Regions from separate parts of the Homo sapiens genome. Here region 2 is linked to region 1. Evidence: chromatin contacts called from ENCODE Hi-C or POLR2A ChIA-PET data. All regions are on one chromosome and are shown on one strand. The core of a region is the stretch at or near the end of the contact, and the rest is flanking DNA. Distances in the headings are between cores, read along the strand shown. Region 1 overlaps LOC112267968. Region 2 has its middle 42 kb from the start of FNDC1.

Evidence for each region. A loop is a pair of places that touch in the nucleus more often than their neighbours do. ChIA-PET counts read pairs that join two places held with the same protein, here RNA polymerase II (POLR2A). Pooled maps may share reads with other maps.
Region 2: a loop to region 1 is called in a pooled map, with 1.9 times the contacts of the local background. The contact joins two enhancer-like sites. A Hi-C loop is called at or near these places in 1 of 168 maps with a recorded cell type or tissue (B cell) and 4 of 50 pooled maps. POLR2A ChIA-PET finds 5 or more read pairs at or near these places in 5 of 52 experiments (B cell, CD4-positive, alpha-beta T cell, GM12878 and 2 more).

The regions. Positions count from the first base shown.
Region 1 is chr6:159,077,461-159,082,434 of GRCh38, forward strand. The region is part of intron 3 of LOC112267968; the gene reads right to left. Among named protein-coding and RNA genes, the nearest start is that of TAGAP, 35 kb to the left of the region's middle. Within about 2 kb of position 2,996, at least 2 of the 41 ENCODE cell types and tissues checked have a DNase peak (open chromatin) inside an H3K27ac peak, as active enhancers do; they include B cell, where a contact is called at or near this core.
Region 2 is chr6:159,124,648-159,129,621 of GRCh38, forward strand. No RefSeq gene overlaps it. Among named protein-coding and RNA genes, the nearest start is that of FNDC1, 42 kb to the right of the region's middle. RefSeq lists enhancers at 110-3,165, 2,652-2,731 and a silencer at 3,122-3,171. Within about 2 kb of position 2,113, at least 12 of the 41 ENCODE cell types and tissues checked have a DNase peak (open chromatin) inside an H3K27ac peak, as active enhancers do; they include B cell, where a contact is called at or near this core.

The sequences.
Region 1 (4,974 bases), core at 1,746-4,245:
CCATGGGTTTTCCAGGTCTTCAGATTCCAGGCCCACCGCCCTGTGGTTGCCATCTGCCAGCCCCTCTGGACCAGATCAAGTGAAGTCTCTCTCCCAGTACCCTTCTAGTGAGGAAGCAGACATCTGGCTCCTTATCATTGAAGAGAGAAAGCACTTATGAAATTGGATTTTGATTTGTGAGAGATTCAGGAACAACAGAATAATAAAACTAGAGATCAGTGGATCCAGGCGCTTTTTAAAAAAGTCGGCATTCTGGGGCACTTTCATTGTGCCTGGTACTGTGATAAAGATTTTTCAATAACTATTTTGTTTTGTTTTGTTTTTTGAGACGAGTTCTCACTCTGTCTCCCAGGCTGGAGTGCAGTAGTGCAATCATGGCTCACTGCAGCATCGAACTCCTGGGCTCAAGCAATCCTCCTGCCTCAGCCTCCTGAGTAGCTGGGACTAGAGGACTGAGCTACCAGGCCTCGCTATTTTTTTTTCTTTTGTAGATACAGGGTTTTGCTGTGTTGACCAGGCTGGTTTTAAACTCCTGGGCTCAAGCAATCCTCCTGCCTTGACCTCCCAAAGTGCTGGGATTACAGGTGTGAACCACCACACTCAGCCTAATAACTGTCTTTTCTAATCTCCCTGTCACCACTATGCTGTGGTACTATTACTATCCACATTTTACAGAGGACGAAACTGGCATCTAGAAGCTTAAGACCCCCATAGACAGCTGGGACCAAATTCAAGTTCAGCTAAATCACCAGCCTGCTCTCTATCATGCTGCTGCCCTGTATGGCCATTTTGGAAATTTCTGGCTAAAATAGCTACTGGATAGAAATGAACTACTACTATTGGTTCAGCATTTCTTCATTTATCCAGCGAACTTCTGTTGAGACCCTGCTGGTGAGGGCCCAAGGTGGATAAGGTTTGCCCCATCTGGAAGTCACCTGGGCTGGCTCAATTAGAGGGAGGCAATGCCAAAGGCAGTGGGAACCTTGAGGAAGGAACAACTCACTCTACCTGCGGCAGCTGGAGTGGACTTCCATGACATGGTGACATTGACGCTGAAGTGGGCTATCCCAAAGAGGAGAAAAAGGGGCAAGAGACTTGGAGAAGACTCAGCAAGGTGACCCAGGAATGGGAGGCGTGGGGAGTTTGGGAAACTCCAAGTATTTCCCTGCACAATGGGAGGAGAGGGAGGAAGTAGGAGAGAGTAAACCTTCTTAGTGCCACACTAGCTGGAGGGGCTTCATAAGAAGGCAGGTGATGTTACTGATGTTTTATTGAGATGATGTTTGCCATTGAGGATTGGAAGAGATGGGAGTGAGGTGAGGCGGGTGCTAGATGAGATCAGTCTTGAAGCCACTACTCCTCTGTGGTGGCATGAAGGATGAAATGGGCTGAGCAGGTAAGGAGACAGGTGCAATAGTCAGATGCGAGATGATGAGGGCCTGGGATGAGGCAGAGGGGATGGGTTAGAATGACATGGTCTTGGTCATTGAATGGATTTGGGCAAAGGAAGAAAAGGAGAACATTTTGGCTTCTGCCTCGCCCCATTGTCTCAATCTCATGCTAAAGGGGACTCTCTGTCTTGACTTAGTGGGTGCATACTTGAAAATGGAGTTTCAGGCTGGGCGTGGTGGCTCATGCCTGTAATTCCAGCACTTTGGGAGGCCAAGGCAGATGGCTTACTTGAGGTAAGGAGTTTGAGACCAGCCTGGCCAACATGGTGAAAACCTGTCTCTACTAAAAATACAAAAATTAGCTGGGTGTGGTGGTGGGTGCCTGTGCTCTCAGCTACTCAGGAGACTGAGGCAGGAGAATCGCTTGAACCTGGGAGGCAGAGGTTGTGGTGAGCCAAGGTTGCGCCACTGCACTTTAGCAAAAAAAAAAAAAAAAAAGGATTTCAGGGTGGCTATTACCTAAGTAAAGGTGGATGGGTTTTTAAGTTCCTCTGTTTCATTTGTTCACTTCTATTATTCATGTCTCTAGCATGAATCTGCAAGCAGAACCAGTCCCAGTGGAAACTGTGGTGGAGGAGGTTCGAAATGACAGGGGGTACATTATGTAAAGCTGCTGTCCTTTTTTTGTCTCCCGGCCGCTCCCAGCCTTGCACTGGGTCTCTCCCTGGTTACAGAGTACAGCATTCCAGAGAAGAACAGTTTGGCAGAAAATAAAAACATTTGGCATATAGTAAAAATAAACAGAGATCTGCAATGAGGAAATCTTAACCCTGAACAATTCATGGAGAAAATATCTTCTGGGATATTTGAACCATCAAGAGTTGGGATAATTTAACATATGGGCTATAAAATGAGGAAGAAGGAGACAAATTTAAATGCTTCCTTTAATTAGAATATCTTGGTGAAATTGGGTTATAGCCTCCTGGGACCAATTGTTTTATTTTATAACTTTTCCTTAAATTTTGTTTTGCATTTTTTTTCACTATATCAAGAAAGCCTAGACCAAATAAACTACTGAAACATCTGGGCTCAGAACTATGAGGCCCCCACATAGCTGTCTAAAGCACAAGAAAATCCAGGTTCAAATCCCAACTTCACTGCATACTCATGCTGTGACTTGAGGCAAGGGGATAACCCACGCATCAGCGTTTCGATCCTCAAGCTAAGAATAAAAACACCAAGGATAGGTTGGTCTGAGGACCAAATTATAGAAATAATATGAAAATGTTAGTCTACTACCTGGTCCACAGGCAACACAGAATAAAATGTTAGCTCTTTATTATATCATTTAATTCAAAGAGACCAAAGTCACGTGTAGTGGCATTTGGGCATAGCAGCAGGCACACAGGAAGTCTCATGGCCCAGCAGAATTGCCTTACTTAGCTTCTCTCTAGAGACAGAGGTGTGGGGCAGCCTTCATTGTGATTAATGAAACAGAGGTTGGCCAAGGTCTATGACAGCACAGGTCTTCCAGTCAGAAGTGAACTCCAGGCAGGGGTCCATTCTAGCTCTTGTGTTGACAGCACAATGTAAGAGACACTTAGTCTGTAAGAAACTTGAAATAGCCCATAACCTTCCTCACATCCTCCACCTCCTACCAAGCTCTGGGGCTGTCCCACTTTGTGCACAGACTGGAAGTTGTGCTTTGTTGACACTGGGGTAACGTAACTGTGCACATCTGCTAATGGGCAAGGTGGCCTGGCAGAGGAACGGTCTCAGGGGCTTCCCCTTCTGCAGAAAGGACTGTGGAGCTCACACCCTGAGTTTAGAGAAATGACCAGTCCCTTTCTTTCTTTCTGTCTGTGCTCTATGGGTTAATCTAACAATACCCATCAAAAGGAAGGAAGAGCCACGAGGGTCTTTTTGTTTTATTTTTAGCAGAGCCCTCCTTCCTGTCTGGTCTTCCCCAGTCCCTCACTTAGGTCCCACACTCTGTGGTGAGGCAGTCATGCTAATCTGCCTTACAACCAACTTTCCATCATCCTTACAATTAGGAGTTACTGTAAAAAATAGATCTGGAACAAGGGAATATACATCCTTAAAAAAAAAAAACAAAAAAAAAAAAACAAAAAAAACAAAAAAAAAAACAAACCAAAAAACAAGGCCAGGCATGGTGGCTCACGCCTGTAATCCCAGCACTTTGGGAGGCCAAGGCGGGTGCGGGTGGATCACGAGGTTAGGAGATTGAGACCATCCTGGCTAACATGGTGAAACCCCTCTCTACTAAAAATACAAAAAATGTAGCCGGGCTTGGTGGCAGGCGCCTGTAGTCCCAGCTGCTGGGGTGGCTGAGGCAGGTGAATGGCATGAACCCGGTAGGTGGAACTTGCAGTGAGCTGAGATTGCGCCACTGCACTCCAGCCTGGGTGACACAGCGAGAGTCCATTAAAAAAAAAAAAAAAAAAAAACACAAAAAAAACCCAGAAAAAGAACTTATAGGAATTTAGAAGTAATTACAAGTAATTACATCCTCACACTATCCTGAAAATTCAGTCCATTTCAGTTTTTAAATCAACATTTAAGGAAAATAACTAATATTTGTTGAGCATCAAGGACTTGACCCATTAACATCAAATCTTTAGTAATGCTCTATAAGTGAGCTCTATTTTCCGTATTTCATAGGTGAGGAAATGCGTGGCCAAGCTTAACAGAGCTCCAAAATAAAAAGACAGGCATTTGAAACCATCTGTGTCCAAAGCTCACACTCATTCCCAAACTCTGCCTGGCTCATCACTAAACCTAACAGCCTCAGCTAAGTGAGATAATCCAGTACCCCTTGGTCAGAAGTTTCATCTCCCAAGAAAAAGCAGATAAAGCAAATTGCTTTTTAAAAAAATTTCCATATGTATTTGGGGAACAGGAGGTGTTGGGTTACAAGAATAAGTTCTTTAGCAGTGATTTGTGAGATTTTGGTGCACCCATCACCAGAGCAGTATACACTGTACCCAATTTGTACTCTTTTATCCCTCATCCCCCATCCCCCTCCACACTTTCCCCCAAGTCCCCAAAGTCCATTGTATCATCTTATGCCTTTGCATCCTCATAGCTTAGCTCCCACTTATGAGTGAGAGCATAAAATGTTTGGTTTTCCATTCCTGAGTTACTTCACTTAGAATAATGGTCTCCAATTCCCTCCAGGTTGAATGGAAACAATGATAAATAGGTGAGACTTAATTAAACTAAAAAGTTTCTGCAGAGCAAAAGAAACAATTAGCAGAGTAAACAGACAACCGGCAGAGTGGGAGAAAACTCTTCACAGTCTATACATCAGACAAAGGACTAATATCCAGAATCTACAAGGAACTCAAACAAATTAGCCAGAAAAAAACCCAAACAATCCCATCAAAAAATGGGCTAAGGACACGAATAGACAATTCCAAAATAAGATATGCAAATGGCCAACAAACACATGACAAAATGTTCAACATCACTAATGATCAGGGAAATGCAAATCAAAACCACAATGCTATACCACCTTACTCCTGCAAGAATGGCCATAATCAAAAAATCAGAAAATAATTGA
Region 2 (4,974 bases), core at 863-3,362, 46 kb after region 1:
TGTTTTATATTTACATTATAAAAATTAACTATGATTAGTAGAGAATATTTGAAAAATGTAGAAAAATAGAGGCAGATAGATAAATGCTGGTCATATTTTGGTATATTTCTTGTCTGATCCTTTTCAATGCATTTTTACATAGTTGTGATTCTTTTAAAGACACAATTTTGTTTCCTGGTTTTTTTCAGTTAAGATAAAATAGCATACACATTTCCATATTCATCACAAGTTTTTTATGGTTTTGTTATTATGTATTTTTTAATGTTATGGATGCACTGTAATTTAATCTGCCCACATAATTTTAAGGAATTAGATGGTTTCATATTTTTAACAATCATAAACAATGCTATAATAAATATGTTTGTAGGTACTTTTATAATATTTAGGATTATTAGCTTAGAACAAATTACTAGAAGTGTATTTCTGTACTAAAGCTTCTGATGATTTGAAACCTATTTATGCATGTTACCACTACAAAAGGATTGCACCTATTCATTCCCCATCTAGTGTTGTTTAAGTGTGCCCACTTGCCCTGTGCTCGCCAGCAGAGGGGGTGCTCATATTTAAAAATCTTTATTAATTTGATAGGGGAAAATTTTTTACCTTATAACTTGCTTCTATAAACATTATTGTAAGATCGAACATTATACAAATGTTTGTTAACCAGATGTATGTATTTCTTCTTTAATGATTTTTCTATTCGTGCTGCTATTGCAGGCATTTAAATGAAGGACTGTTTAGGTGAATGGCAGGAAAGTGGCATCTGACAGTCAGCCTGATGTGGTTTTCCCTCGGTGCCATGGAAATACTCATGGTGACGCAGAAAATTATGAAAATTAATAGCACCACCAAAAATTAGTACTAGGAGGGAAACTATTGCTGAACAGGGAAGAACATTCCAGAGCACAAATGTCTCCTCTTTTTATTTTGCTCCAAAAAAAATTTGTTAAGCAATATATCCATAATCCATATCATGATTCAAAAATACAGAGAACATCTGTACATTATTTAATAAAAGTACAATATTATTTTTCCTTTACAAAGAGAACACAAGTAATAATTCCTTGAAAGTAAAATGTAACATTCATCTTAAAGCTGCATCAACTTTTTGGATGAAATGTGGTTAAAATGAATACCATAAAATACATAGGAAGAAAGAAACATCAGTAAAACTCTCCTCTGAATGGCAATAGTTATCTTACATTTCCCCTGCCTTAAAATCCCACTTGGCACACATAATGAAGGCTAATCACTGTTGACTAAAAATTAGGAAATTAAGGAAAACCTTAAGCCTTCAATGCCCATAATAAATGTGCCTCATTGTTTTATTCTAAACCATGATGACCTAACCTAGGACAGGGCAGACCGCTGGTTCTGTGGTCATGTGGGAAGCTGCTCTGGGCCAACATTATTGCTCAGAGCAGCCCCTGCCAGGGCTCCTGATGACATGTCAGGAGGCCAAGTGCAGTGGGGATATTGAACAGGAGACAAGCTGTCTGCTGTCCCCATCCATCCCAGCAAGCCCTCCCACTGTTGCTGTCTGTACAGCTGCTTTCGCTGTCCCAGGCAGACTGGAAGACACCCAGCCCCCGTGGCCCTGGCCAATCAATACCGGTCTTATGTCCACTTGTCCAGGGGCTCTGCCTAGCACGAGATGGACAGTCAGCTGCTGCTCAGACAGCCATGAGTCTCCCTGCTTGGCATCTGTGTTCCAGGCAGCAGCACCATGAGCATATTCACAGATACTGGGGTCTCAGTTTAACCAACTCTTTTTTTTTCTTCAATGCAGCGTGCTTCCTCGTATAGGAAAACCGGAGGATTTCCTCAAATTGCTGAGTGATAATGTAGCACTGAGACCAGGGAAAATGATTTTGCTTCTCCTCTGAGTAAAACACTGCTTTCCTTACAGGTAAATCACACAGCCATGGAGGCACCCACATCTTTGGCTCAGATGAAGCTGCCAGAGTGACCCACTGGGTCCAGCGCAGATGCCCTCAATTCAAGAGATGGGTCTGGAGCTGGGCAGGTGTGGAGGGGGGTCTGGTCCAAGACTAAGTCCCTGAATCACCCCTGGGAAGAGAGCGGCCAGGCCTTCTGGAGCAAGGCTCGGATGATGCAAGCAGTGTGACTCCTGTGTCCTTGCAGAGCTGGGGCCTGGCCAGGCAGCATGACCTTCTTTTCCAACTGAACGGCCACTCCTGAGTGTCTGTCTCACGGGCAGACAGCCTTTCTGCCTAGAGAAAAGCATTTGGTCAGGGTCCAAACTGTGTCCCAAGGAACTGTCTTATTCTGCTCACATTTTCTGTTTTTTTTTTTTGCCAAAGCTATATGTGTATTATTTTGGTAATATTATTGTAACTGGTAAAAGTAAACACTAAGAAGAGATAAGCACAGAAACTTAAAAAGAAAAAGTCAAAATTCAATACATGGGACAGTGCACAGTGGCAGCCAGGATGGCATCATTGCATGTTAAACAATAGCTTCCCACACAGAAGCCAGTCACCTTTCCTAAGAAGGCAGCGAGACCTCAGGAAGCCAGGCGATGATCGAAACTTAACCAGCCACCAGAACCTGCATCAGCGACACCAGGTCTTTCTGGTGACAGCAGTGAGAGTGAATGGTTCAAAAGTGGAGTGCAAACATCAGATTCACTTCTTCTTTTTTTTTTTTTTTAGATGGAGTCTCGCTCTGTCACCCAGGCTGGAGTGCAGTGGCGCGATCTCGGCTCACTGCAACCTCCACCTCCTGGGCTCAAGCAATTCTCCTGCCTCAGCCTCCTGAGTAGCTGGGATTACAGGCGCCCGCCACCATGCCCGGGTAATTTTTTTATTTTTAGTAGAGACAGGGTTTCGCCATGTTGGTCAGGCTGGTCTTGAATTCCTGACCTTAGGTGATCTGCCTGCCTTGGCCTCCCAAAGTGTTTGGATTACAGGCATGAGCCACTGCGCCCGGCCATCAGATTCACTTCTGAAGAACCGCCGGGTGCTGTTTTATCACAAACTCCCTGCACTTACCTATTTCTCTCCACAACAAATGGTAGAAGAGTGAAAAAAAATTTTCCCCACAATTTATTCTCCATAATCTCTAAACATCCGTGTTAACAAAAAGCTGTCACTAAATAAAAATACATCTTTAGTTTCACGGCTGTGGCTGAGACAGGTGTGTGGAGCGGTGCGGCTGGCTCCCTCTGGGGCCTACCTGACCCTTTTTCTTCTGAGCTGCAGGAAGGCACCGGGTCTGAGGGAGCCCCTTCCGGCCTGGGACCCATGGGGTGAGCTGCAGCAGCGGCCGACCACCCACCTGCACCTGCCTGGCACCTGCCGCCTGGGAAGGGTCCGCTTGTGCCCACTGACCATACCCACCAGCATCCGAGAGCACACCCTGCTCTCTCAGCTGGCTCCCGGGAAGCACAGGCAGTCCAGAAACATCCCTGGAACCAGGGGACCAGGAACCACGGGATCATGGATGTGGAGACCGTCCTGACCAGGACCGTTGTGGGATGTTCTCGTTCTCATTCACTCCCTGTGAACCTCCTGCGGGGAGGGTCCCGTCTGAGAGACAGAGCTTCACAAGTCCCTTTCTGCTTTATTTCCTGTCTCAGTGACACATTAGAAAACAGGAGGAAAAGATATCATAGCTGCAGCCACCGGAAGGAAGCGAGGCTATCATTCCAAATGACCCTCCTCATAAAGAAAAACGGACTTAAACTGGGAATTTCACGTCTCAGTTGTCTCCTAGGTTTCTTTCTCTGGTGTGAGGACAGAAACAGGCTTCCCTGCCTTCCCCAGGAACCTCTCCCTCCTCTGAAGGCCTGGGAGAGCATTTCTGAGAGCTTGCAGTGCTCTTGGGAGCCACACTAGGCACCATCACAAACGTATCACAACAGACCGCACGTGTGCATTCTTCCCCAGCTAGCACCAAAAAGAAGATTCCAAATCGGTTTGGTGAATGGTGGTTAAACAAAAAGTACAGTCTAGCTTCCTAGTTTCCTTCCAGAACTGCTGCTGTGGCACAACCAATTCACATCAAGGAATCCTCTGGGACGTGAGCTGCGGGCCTGGCGACGCGCAACACAAGCAGGGCAGGGCATTCATTGTTCATCGGCTCCTAGCAGGTGGACTCTCTTCACAGACACACAGACCCACGATCTTCGTGCTATTACGGTTGCTTCATCTTCACAGTAAAAGCGTCAGGAATTCCCAGAGCGATGGGACATCAGCTCGGCTGTTCCGCTGTCTCTTGTCGGTGCTGGTCACGGAACCAACAGCCCCTTTGGTAATGAAGAGCTCTTTACTCCTGAGGGAGGACTGAAGTCCAAGCCAAAAGGCAGGGCACAGTGACGCAGAGGCCACTCCCTCAGGGGATGAGCCCCCTGCCCTCCCCAGGCCCATCAGAGGCCTCCCCGACAAGAGTGCTCGGTGGCCGGAACCGGCAGGGAGCTGAGTGCGAGGAGACCCGGGACACCGCTGCACTGGCCCCGCACGCGCGTCTCAGTGGCGGGTGTGCTCCTGCGGTGTTGGGACGCATGGAGCCCGTGCTGTACGAAACAGTCGTAGAAAACTACAAACAGGCTACACGAGGGGGAGGCCTCGAGCTGCAAAGTGGTGGCTGTGGACCACGTTAAACCGTCTCTACCCGGCCTGTGCGCTTGGCCTGGCAGCCTGAGCTCACAATCGTCCGACCACGTCCACTGGACGCCCTCGGTGACTGCTGGGCACATACGGGGGTCATCCTATCAAAAGTTACGGTGAAGTCAGGGTGGGTGGCGAGTCCCTGCAAGGTCGCCCCTCTGTGCCAACACAGCCTGATGGCTTCTTGTTTCAGGAAACATCCAGAATTACAACTGGCCATTGAGTTATTACATATCAATTGAACAAGGTAGTTTTAAAATGAAAGAAAATCTTGCAACATGAATAAAGAGATAGACTCTTTGAATCTGGCATACAGCTTTCCCTTCCTTCTTCCTGCTTTCCT